2 separate regions of the Homo sapiens genome follow, and region 1 is linked to region 2. Evidence: chromatin loops called from intact Hi-C (ENCODE). Cell type or tissue: CD4-positive, alpha-beta T cell. All regions are shown on one strand. Each heading gives the region's core, and the rest is flanking DNA. Links, peaks and the distances in the headings are about the cores only.

Region 1 (5,772 bases), core at 231-5,230, 170 kb after region 2:
CCTGAGTGACAGAGCAAGACCCTGTCTCTAAAATAATAATAATAATAAAATCTGCACTTTAGTGAAAGCTTAGCTGATCATATGAATGAATCTTTATAGTTACTCCCAACCAATAGCAATAAAAAGATATTGCAAATCTGTAAATGTCACACAGTAACTGATACCATTTGATGGAGTATCTAACATACTCCAGGTGCTTCCAGTATTATTTCTGATCCCTCCAACAATGCTGTAAGACCATTAGCTTCATTCCATAGATAAGACAATTGAAGTTTAGAAAGATTAATTACTTGCCAAAGGTTACCCAGCCAGGAACGGCTGAAACAGGCTGTTCCACTCTAACTACCCACATCCTTTTGTTTGTTAGGTCACATGGTCTTTTAATAATCTTCACTTAACAACTGGATCTGAACACCTGCTTTGCAGCTTGCCCCAGGTTAGGCATTCATGCCCCAAAGATGCACCACATACTGTCCCTGACTTGGCAGAGATGAGCCTTCCAAGCTCATTATTTACTTTTTCTTCCTCAGAAGTCATCAATGACGCAGGCCACAGTTTCTCATTCTCCTGATTTATATACTCGAAGAATTGTTTGCCTCATTAGCTGTTGTCGTGCAAAATACATTACCACCTTCCAGAATGAATTCCACAGCACCACATAGTTGTGGATAAGGAATAGGGTTTATTGGGGAAAAGGAAAATTAAATATGCCAAAGGACAGCAAAAGAAGAAAGGCATGAGACTGTGCTTAAAGAAACTGCTATATACCGTTGCACCACAAGGTCCTAAAAAAAGAAAAAAGAAACAGCTACAAATAAACAGAACAAATATAAGCATATTTCATAGAGAAAATAGGAAATCCAAAAGTTTTGGAGGATTAACTTTCCAAAAGCTTATTAAATAATACAAATAACTAAATTCAGGGCATGTCTGCAACATCCACATTTCCCATAACTGTCTCAAATCAGTGGCTCAGCCAACAGGACCAAGAATAAAGAATTCACTCTGCTTCGACCCCTAGGTCTCTCTGCAAACAATCCCATCACCCCTACCAATGAGCTTTGCCTCTACTCACCCATCTGAGCTCCAGCCTTCGCGTGTGACTCCGAACGGTGGAGTTTTCTCCTAAATCCATTCATCTTGCCAAAAGTAAGTGTATTTCATTGTTACTTTTTACTGGCTTCACCTTCCTGGGATTAACCATTATGCTTTTGCTATTTCCCCATCTCCCTGTGTAAGCCCATGCTTCTGTATTATTTCATATTTTTAATGCCTTGATTTCACAACCCACCCTTTGAAAAACAGATTTATTTATTTATTTATATATTTATTTATTTATTTATTTATTTTGAGACAGAGTTTCTCTCTTGTTACCCAGGCTGGAATGCAATGGTGCCATCTCCGCTCACTGCAGCCTCTGCCCCCCGGGTTCAAGCAATTCTCCTGCCTCAGCCTCCTGAGTAGCTGGGATTACAGGAGTCCACCACCACGCCCCAGCTAATTTTTGTATTTTTAGTAGAGACGGGGTTTCACCATGTTGGCCAGGCTGGTCCCGAACTCCTGACCTCAGGTGATCCGCCCGCCTCAGCCTCCCAAAGTGAGAGCCACTGTGCCCATCCAGAAAACAGATCTGTTTTAAAAACTCCATGTGAGCAAGAACTATGTGGATCCCGTTCTCCGTCCTATACCCAGTGTTTGGGGAATGCATCTGTTGACTAAGTTAATGAATAATGAAATGAGTAAAAACCACATAAGGACATCTTAAACTCAAAATCCAAGGAGTAGGCAAATTTCCCCACCATGTGGAGCAGAGTTGGGCTTTGGGGGTTAATTCGTTTTCTTTATATCGTGCATTAAAAATAAGGAAATAGGCTGGGAACACTGGCTCACGCCTGTAATGCCAGCACTTTGGGAAGCCAAGGCAGGAGTATTGCTTGAGCCCAGAAGGTCAAGGCTGCAGTGAGCCATGATGGCGCCACTGCACTCGAGCCTGTGAGATAGAGTGAGACCCTGTCTCAAAAAAATAAAGAAATAAAAAAAAAGGATGGGGTGGATAAAAGTTGATTTTGGTTTCCCACTCTGATATCTTCCCATATGTATTCTCTCTTCCCAAAACAAGTTTTTGGTGGAGAACTGGGATATTCAAGGTTAATAATCACATCTTTAACCCAACTCAGAACAGAAGCCCATCAGTCAAGAGTCCACCTTTTAGGGGTACAGTATGAACACAAAACAGACGAACACGTCCAGGTAATGCTGTCACAGATGCTCATCCGCAGGGGTGGGCTAACGTGGTCAGGCCATGATACAGAGGAGCGTTCCACACGACTTCTCCAGGGGCTTCCGATTCTATGAACTTCAGCACACGTTCTGCGTGGCTGTGGCTGAGGGGGCACCTTAGACCTTTTCCTTCCCAGGGTTGTGTTGGCCATGGAGACATGAATGGTGCAACAGCGTGCCTGCATTTTTACAGTTTGTCACTAGATGGCAGCACACATTTGTCAAGACGGAGACTCGGCTCTGGTTTCTGTCACTCATTTCTAATTAATGAAACACCATTGGATTTTTTTCTTTTTTTTTCTTTTTTGAGATGAAGTCTCGCTCTGTCACCCGGGTTGGAATGTGTAGTGGCGCGATCTCGGTTCATTGCAACTTCCGCCTCCTGGGTTCAAGCGATTCTCCTGTCTCAGCCTCCTGAGTAGCTGGGATTACAGGTGCGCACCACCACACTTGGTTAATTTTTGTATTTTTATTAGAGATAGGGTTTCACCATGTTGGCCAGGCTGGTCTCAAACTCCTGATCTCAGAAGATCCACCTGCCTCGGCTTCCCAAAGTTCTGGAATTACAGGCGTGAGCCATGGCGCCCGGCCACTTGGTGCAGTATTTTCTTTGGTGGTTGGTGAACTGTTGTGACTATTTTCTCAAAAGTAGTTCTAGAATCAGCAACATTTAATCCCGAAGCAGGTGCAGGAGAATTCTGTGAGAGTCCAGCATGCAAAAATATGATCCTGGCCTATGATCTAACCAAGAAGCAGCTCCTCCTAAACCATGATTATCAAATTTCTATGCAGGTCAGGTGAGGTGGCTCACGCCTGTAATTCCAGGGCTTTGGGAGGCTGAGGCAGGTGGATCACTGAGGTCAGGAGTTCGAGACCAGCCTGGCCAATATGGTGTAATCCCGCCTCTACTATAAATACAAAAATTAGCCAGGCGTCAGGAGAATGGCGTGAACCTGGGAGGCGGAGCTTGCAGTGAGCCGAGATCACGCCACTGCACTCCAGCCTGGGCGACAGAGCAAGACTCCGTCTCAAAAAAAAAAAAAAAAAAAAAAAAAAAAAAAAAAAAAAAAAAAATTAGCCAGGTGTGGTGACCCATGCCTGTAATCCCAGCTACTTAGGAGGCTGAGGCAGGAGAATCGCTGGAACCAGGGAGGCAGAGGTTGCCGTGAGCCTATATCTTGCCACTGCACACACCAGCCTGAGTGACAGACAGAATGAGATTCCATCTCAAAAAGAAAAAAAAAATTCTGTGCAGTCCCCTTTCATGCGCAGATTTTGAAGATTAAAAGCAGAATAATCTATGCAAACAAAAGAACAAAAAATCCAGCTCAGAGTAACAGCATACGGTGCTGGAGATTTGTGATATTTGCAGTGTTGCTTCTGTGCCTTTCTGTGACAATAGAAAAAGTGAAGATTTCAATTGAGTTATGATGCTTGGGTTATTGTTTCTGGGTTTTTTTTCTTTGTTTGTTTTTTGTTTTTTTTTCTCCTCTCCCTCCACATAGACCTTGGAATGGACAATTTCAAGTGCATGGGATAAATCCAAAGACTTGAGTCTCTAGCAGCCAGCTAGACTTGGCCTCTCCTTGACTTTGGGCGGTGGGAATAATACTCACCAAATAAGCGACCAGCACAAACTATCTTTTACTCTGAAAGTCTTTGCTTGCGCCTCTCCAAGCTAAAAATAGTAACAGCTAATGCTTACTGAGCACCTACTGCATACCTGACAATGTAAAGAATCCTCTGTTGCTTTGTACAAGAAAACTTTAAAGAAGGTATCATTAACATCACACTTATTTTATTGTAAATGAAGAAAGGCTTATTCACACAACTTGCACAAGGCCTCCCAGCTAGGAAGCAGTAGCTCTGGATTCAATCCAGATTTAAGTAACACTACGTTAAACCACTGCCACCTCGCCCCCACCCACCAAGACCAACAAACTTCCAAGAAAATGTTCTAAAACTCTTCAGGGAGTTTTCCTGTAATACTAAGAGGATCATGGAGACTAGTGGGCCAAGCTGATCCTGGAGCTCTTCTGCAGTCCGCTATGTGGCTCCTTTATAAAAGAACATGTTATGGCCTCTAAGATAATCTGTTCCCATAGAATTGGGAAATTGACTCTACACTATGGGGCACAGAACACCAAACACATGCATGTGATTTCTGGTAAACCAACTTGATCCAGATGTAAAAAAATCAGACTTAAGCAATAGAGTGGGCCGGGCACAGTGACTCATGCCTGTAATCCCAGCACTTTGGGAGGCTGAGGCAGGCAGATTACCTGAGGTCAGGAGTTCAAGACCAGCCTGGCCAACATAGTGAAACCCCATCTCTACTAAAAATACAAAAATTAGCTAAGTTTGGTGGCGCATGCCTGTAGTCCCAGCTACTCAGGAGGCTGAGGCAGGAGAATCGCTAGAACCCCGGGAGGCGGAGGTTGCAGTGAGCCAAGATCCAGCCACTGCACAACAGCCTGGGTGACAGAGCTAGACTCTGTCTCAAAACAAAACAATAGAGTGTCTTACCTCAGTATAAGACCTTGCACTTTTCAGAATACTTCCTCTTACTCTTCACAGCATAGCTGCAAGGTAGGAAGAGAGATACCATCCCTGTAGAACATACCAGTTAACAGCTCTGGGCAGGGCCAGCTTGAGTAACCGGGATAGTCACTCAGGGCCCCACATGTTCAGAAAGTCCCAGCATTTGGAAGTTTTCACATTCCCCTAGCACTTGGGGTTTAATTAATTATTCATTTAAAATCTTACTAATTTGATCTTTGACTTTATGTTTTGTTTGTTGGTTTGTTTTGAAGCCAAGGTCATGGTCTGTTACTCAGGCTGGAGAACAGTGTTGCACCCATGGCTCACTGCAGCCTGCACCTCCTGGGCACAAGTGATCCTCCAGCCTCAGCCTCCCAAGTGGATGGGACTATAGGCGCAAGCCACCATGCCCAACCTTGAATTTGTGTTTTGTAAGCGAAGTCCAGCGGGACAATGGAACGTGCACCAGGATTGGAGCCTCAGTCCTGCACCCTACTGCCTTCTTGCCTCCCAGCTTTTGGTCACCTGGTCCTCCATGGCCACTGATCAGCAACCTCTACTGCCTCCCATCACCAGGGGACCCCTGGCATGGGCACAGAAAGGGTCTTTTCTTAAGAGAAGATAAGAATCCGGCCAGGTGCAGTGGCTCATGCCTGTAATCCGAGCACTTTGGGAGGCCGAGGTGGGTGGATCACTTGAGGCCAGGAGTTCGAGACCAGGCTGGCCAACATAGTGAAACCCTGTTTCTACTAAAAATACAAAAATTAGCCTGGTATGATGGCGTATGCCTGTAATCCCAGCCACTTGGGAGGCTAAGGCAGGAGAATCACTTGAACCCAGGAGGCAGAGGCTGCAGTGAGCTGAGATCGTGCCACTGTACTCTAGCCTGGGCAACAGAGTGAGACTCTGTCTCAAATAAATAAATAAATAAATAAAAAGAAGAAGAGAAGA
Region 2 (5,772 bases), core at 464-5,463:
CACACAGCCACATGGGAAATACCATTTAGAGGCCAATCATCTCTTTCCCAGAAAATCTCTGGGGACAGGGGCAGGGGAGGGAGAGAGGGAGCTGAGAAGCCTTGATGTGCAAGTTCAATTTCTACAGGTGAACACCAGCGGCCTCGGCAATGCTAGGTTGTTAGGAATTCGGCCTTACTTCTTTTCATCTCTGTGGTTTACTAACTGGCTCTCAAAGGCGTATGACTGCGGTGCCCCACTGCACGCACGCAGCAGAGGGCATGACAGGGTTCATTGGAGAAGCTGGCTCCCGCAGGGCTGCTGGGCTGACCTCTTTCAGCTGGAGAAAGCCATAAGCGCTCACTAACCTGCCGTGCTCACCATGAACTTCCACTTGACCACATAGGCATCCCCCTCGTGGAACTGCCCGATGCTTTGTTTGGGGAGCCTGCTATAGTCAAATTCCAGGATGTACCAGACATCCACGGAGACACTGGTGATCTCAAACTGCCTCCTGTGGTGTCCTTCCACCAGGCCACAGCCACAGCCAATGTTCACCCTGTCCAGGATGGCACCTGCTGTCGTCTGGGGCACGGACACCATCCGTGTCACGTTGTTCCGCTTGACATCGGCCCTGGAGTCTTCCTATAGGGGAACATGAAGACATCGGTTCAGTTGCCTGTTTCCGCAGCTATTCCTTGTCACACTCAACGCTGCTTCAGCTGTTCATGGGACAGCATAAAAATACACCTTCCACACTCTGTCTCAGGATGTTTAACTGCAGTCAGGGAAAGGCTGCATTTTCAGAAAGACTCTGGCAGGTCTGAACACCCATTGGCCACACTGGTGCATGGGGTGCCTGAAAACAGGTGCAAACCCGACTCTTCACCTCCCAGAGTCAGATTAGAATTGGAGGCCAGTCTGCTGTTCTATTAGTGAATCCTGGGAAGGCCTCTTAGCTTTAAGGGGTGTGTGTGTGTGTGTGTGTATGTGTGTCCATTTTTTTTAATTAAAAAAGTATTTTAGTTGACACATTATTATGGATATGATTTGATGTGTTGATAAATGCATCTGTTTCATGGGGAAGGGGGTGTGGGAAGGAGACGGGACAGGGAGGATAGGGAGATGTTGGCCAACAGGTACAAAATGACAATCAGAGAGGAGGAATGAGCTCTGGTTTTCTCCTGCACAGTGGGGTGACTGTTTTCCAATACTGTATTGCATATTTCAAAATAGCTAGAAGAGAAGATTTGAATGTTCTCACCACAAAGAAATGATACATCTGGGGTGACAGCCATGCGAACTATCCTGATTTGATCATTTTACATCAAGGCCACTTTTGTTGGGACCCGAACCAAGCCCTGAGGTTTGAGACTTGGTCACTGGAATACCTTGTGCTGGGCAAGTTCCCCGGGGTTCTTCTCATTTGGTCTTTTCAGTTCTGTCCAATCCAGAAACTTTTCTTTGAACAAAATCGTCTCATTGTGTTCAGTAAGTCTCCCAAATATCGCCCAGTCGGGCCGCCCCTGTCCTTTTCTGTAGGGTGGGAAGGGGGTTGGGAGAACAGACAGGAAAAGAACCAAGATGAAGCCAAGCTTAAACAAAGGAATCTAAAACACATGCGGCTGCTGGAAAAAACCTCAAAGTACGTGAGTACATATAAAATAAATGGTTTATTTTCCTGCATTTTACCAAATACTGACATTTTGTTATTTTAGTCTGAAGTCTTGCAAAGCTTTGTGTCCATGGAGTTTTTGATGTGCCTTAATGTGACATGAACCATGTCAGGACTAGACTTTTCTTACATTCTAGCAAGTTTTTTTTGTTTTTGTTTTTTGTTTTTTTTGAGATAAGGTCTTGCTCCGTTGCCCAGGCTGAAGTGCAGTTGCACAATCATAGCTCCCTGCAGCCTCGAACTCCTGGGCTGCAGTGATCCTCCTGCCTCAGCCTTGCAAATAGCTGGAACTGCAGATGTGTGCCACCATGCCTAGCTAATTTTTTAATAGAGACCAGGTCTCGTTATGTTGCCCAGGCTGTCTTGCACTTCTGGCTTCAAGCAATCCTCCCACCTCAGCCTCCCAAAATGCTGGGACTACAGGTGTGGGCCACTGTACCTGGCCACATTCTAGCAAATTCTTGTCTTTGGGATGCCCTGGGAGTGGCACGCTGGGTGGAGATTTCGGCAATAGCAGGAGCTGTGGGCAAACCTCACTTGTCATCTACTCTGTGCCACCCAGTCACCTGCAAATGCTCACCAAGTTTCCTCCAATTAATTAATAGACGTAGGGAAGAGGTAGCTCCCTCCTCAATTCTCTATTATTTTATTTCATGTTACAACAAAGCTCTCCAGAGTACAGAGATTCTCCCATCACTAAAATGAACACACTTTCATAGATCTTGAAGTGCCTTTTTGTGCACTTATTTCTAGGCCACTGACCAAGACGGCAGATGGGGAGAGCACAGAAAGATAGGAGGTCTTGTGCGGGCTTGGGATTTCAGAATTTGTGCTGTCCCCAAGAACACAGGTAATTTAGAAAAAGGTAGAGCTGAGGGCTGGGTGTGGTAGCTTATGCCTGTAATCCCAGCAGTTTGGGAGGCCGAGGCAGGTGAATCACCTGAGGTCAGGAGTTCAAGACCAGCCTGGCCAACATAGTGAAACCCCGTCTCTACTAAAAATACAAAAATTAGCCAGATGTGGTGGCGGGCACCTGTAATCCCAGCTACTCGGGTGGCTAAGGCAGGAGAATCACTTAAACCCAGGAGGTAGAGGTTGCAGTGAGCCAAGATAGCACCATTGCATTCCAGCCTGGGCGACAAGAATGAGACTCTGTCTCAAAAAAATAAGTTAATTAATTAAAAATTTAAAAAAAGAAAGAAAAAGAAATAAAACAAAAGGTAGAGAAGATATGCGTGCTGCGGAGGGAGTAGCCCTGGAATAATATGCACGATCTTTCATCCCTCCAGACCCATCTTCGGTTGTGAATCTGGCCTGGGATGCAGCCACCTCTTAGAGCAACCCCCGCTGCTGCTTGTGCCCTGCTGTGCTACTGCCTCAGTCACTTCCTGCTTGGTCAAGACCACAGCTGCTGATGTCACAGCTGAGGCACATCAAAAAGGCTGCCTGATTCAAAGAAAGCTGCCGGATAAATCATAGAGCACAGACACTTCTACCTCATGCTCTTATGGGACTTTAGGAACCAAACATAAGCACCTATGGAAAATGCACGGTGGTCTTGAAAGGCTGTGTGGTCTTTATCAGAAAATATCTGAATGACTGTCTCTTATGTCAGTCCTACTCTGCAGGCTTGCTAAGATGATAATTGAAAGGGCTTTTGGTTTCTGCTTTAGAATCTGTCACTTATGTTTTGAAGCGTTGTGAGCAAGCGATGCAGCAGATTGCAGGGTGAGGGGGATGAACCTGGGCCAGAAGCCAGATGTGTTTCTCCACGCACTGCCCTGACCTACAGCCGGAACTGGGCTCAGTGGTTTCAGCCTCATTTGCTAAGAAGGGCTGGGTGCGTAATCTTGGCTGCACCTTAAAATCCCTGGGAGCTTTTAAGACATATTGACACATAAACTGTAACTCACATGAAACGAAAACACATCTCTGGGGCTGGGCTGAGCAAATGCCTTTTTTTTAAAGGCCCCTCAGGTGATTCTGTCTCAGAGATGTTGAAAACCAGTGGGTTAGGAGCTCAGTCATCTACTTTCAGATCTGTGATTATGCCACTATTAAATACAGTTGGCTATCACATAGATTTTTATGCTTTAGCTTGTTTTTTTTTCTCTGCTATACCAAATAAAATCTTTTGAGCTGTTGTAGTTCCAGTCCTTAAAACAACAGTTGTTACCATACTGAGGTTAAACATTAGTGCATTTGCTTAACAAGGACATTAAAACTTCTTACCACACTGACATAATTTTAATGATTTCTATAATAATTAATAAGAAAATCAATAATTGGATTTTAAAGCAGGAAACTAGGCAGGAAAGTTGAAATTCATATACCAGTTCAATGGAAAACATTAAAATGTAGTTGTGTGATGCCCAATATTCTATGCTGTTTGTTGGTTCATTGGTTTCTCATCTATTGTAACAGCACCCATAGTTAAAAAGCACTACTTTTTTTGGTCTGATAGTTAAAAAGACAACAACAATCCTTTGCATGTAAGAATTTTTTTCTCATAATCACAATTTTAGAGTTTGCACATATTCTATTCAATTTCAAAAATAACTTTAAAGAGTCTAGTACCTGCAGGGAATATTACAATTGCAATCATTGTTTTAATACCATCTCCTCTCCCTCTTCCCTTCCCAAAAGGTATAAAGACATAAACATCATCTGCTGCCAAATAAATCCTGGAATTCGAGGGCGATGCTGGGAAGGTATGAAATTAGAGGGAGGCATGTTGCTTTTGCACTTTCAGATCAATGGCTGAATTCCAGACCCGGGGAAGCCTTTCAGATCCGCATGTAATTTGTTTAAACAATTGCTGTTCATCTGCCACAGCAGCACTTGGAATGCCGCAGGGAGGAACTTGCAGCATTTCTTGCTCACTTCAAGAAATCAACTATAACAAACCTCTTCTGGAAGACGACAGCATCCATATTTCTATAATAGTTAGATAAAAGTTAAAGAACTGTTCCTTTTGTGAATATTCACAGTCCACTGCATATAATCGTTTATGAAAACTGAACCCTATAAAGAGCGAGAGTAGAGGACTGTGGTGAGAACAGAGGGATCGAAGGGAATCAGCTCGCTCAGGGAGCCGTCCCAAGGTGGGGGCAGTAGTACCTGCGGATAAGCGGATTGCATTCTCCAGGATCCAGGGGATTAATGTCACAGTTCTCATAGTCAAAGGTTCCATTCCATAAGTGCTTTGCCAGCTGAAATTCTATTTTTCGTTGTGCTAACGTGACTTCTTTCCCATGCCATACGTAAACTTCACTACCAAAATCAAACACCAGTACCTGGGAGAAATGGCACAAAAGAATTTGTTAACTTCAAGAACATGCAACAGTTGAATCAGGTGCAACAGGGTCTCTGTTGACAGTGAGTCAAACGGAGGAAGACAGAAATCCTAATGGGGTGACCAGCACAGACACAAAAAGGCCAGGAGATCTCAGCTGGCACTGCCCCACCGAGCCAGCCTCTGCCCTGTGGGCACGATTCCTCCTCCCAGTGTCCTAAGTGGCCAGGATAATGTTCCCTCCTCTGAACTCTCAACCTGCTTACAACTTGCGATTCACAAGAGTTCTTTAGGTACATCTTCCTGTCGACTTCCTGCCTCTCTCCCCTATTCCTCCCCCTCTCATGTGCTCGTTCATTCACTTAATATATACACAGAGGCCACTTCATATACCCCAGGCACTCATGGTCCAATGGTGTCTTCTCTCCAGTACACAATTCCAAGATCCTTAAGGGCAGGGATCAGATCATGGTGATACATACAGGAGGGGTTGATTACTAAGTGTTTGCTGAATGAATACATGAATGTAATGCTATTTCTTACGTTCATAGTTTGTTTTATTCTTTCTCTTAGAATGATTTCTCCCTTCACTTCCAGCAATTCAAATTTTGCTTAACTCTAAACTTGGCTCAATTTCACTTTCTATTGAAAATTATTCCTGATGATTCCTGTATTTATTTTTCTGTGACGTTTCCCCCATGTAAAAGACCATACATATCACACAGTCAACCTTGCTCCAGATTACATTCCTTCTAATACTCTTCCGCCCAATTAAACTTAAGGGCCTTGCGTGTCTTCCACTTTCTTAATACTTAGCATACTT

What was found. Peaks named below come from ENCODE experiments on the same cell type or tissue, not always from the same donor. Only the 100,000 strongest peaks of a DNase experiment are listed, where the experiment ranks them.
Region 1: a loop joins it to region 2, with 7 times the contacts of the local background. A loop is called at or near these places in 4 of 110 quality-filtered maps.

The regions. Positions count from the first base shown.
Region 1 is chr10:30,531,431-30,537,202 of GRCh38, reverse strand. The region is part of intron 1 of LOC105376478 (a long non-coding RNA gene); the gene reads right to left. Among named protein-coding and RNA genes, the nearest start is that of LYZL2, 95 kb to the left of the region's middle. In CD4-positive, alpha-beta T cell, for the core only: CTCF peaks have their summits at 2,255 and 2,459 (motif pointing right); a DNase peak (open chromatin) is centred at 2,492.
Region 2 is chr10:30,699,265-30,705,036 of GRCh38, reverse strand. It overlaps the pseudogene SVIL2P. Among named protein-coding and RNA genes, the nearest start is that of LINC02644, 21 kb to the left of the region's middle. RefSeq lists enhancers at 2,908-2,957, 2,978-3,117. In CD4-positive, alpha-beta T cell, for the core only: no CTCF peak of the experiment used is centred there; DNase peaks (open chromatin) are centred at 3,046 and 3,446; H3K4me3 peaks cover 1,218 bases; H3K27ac peaks cover 2,726 bases.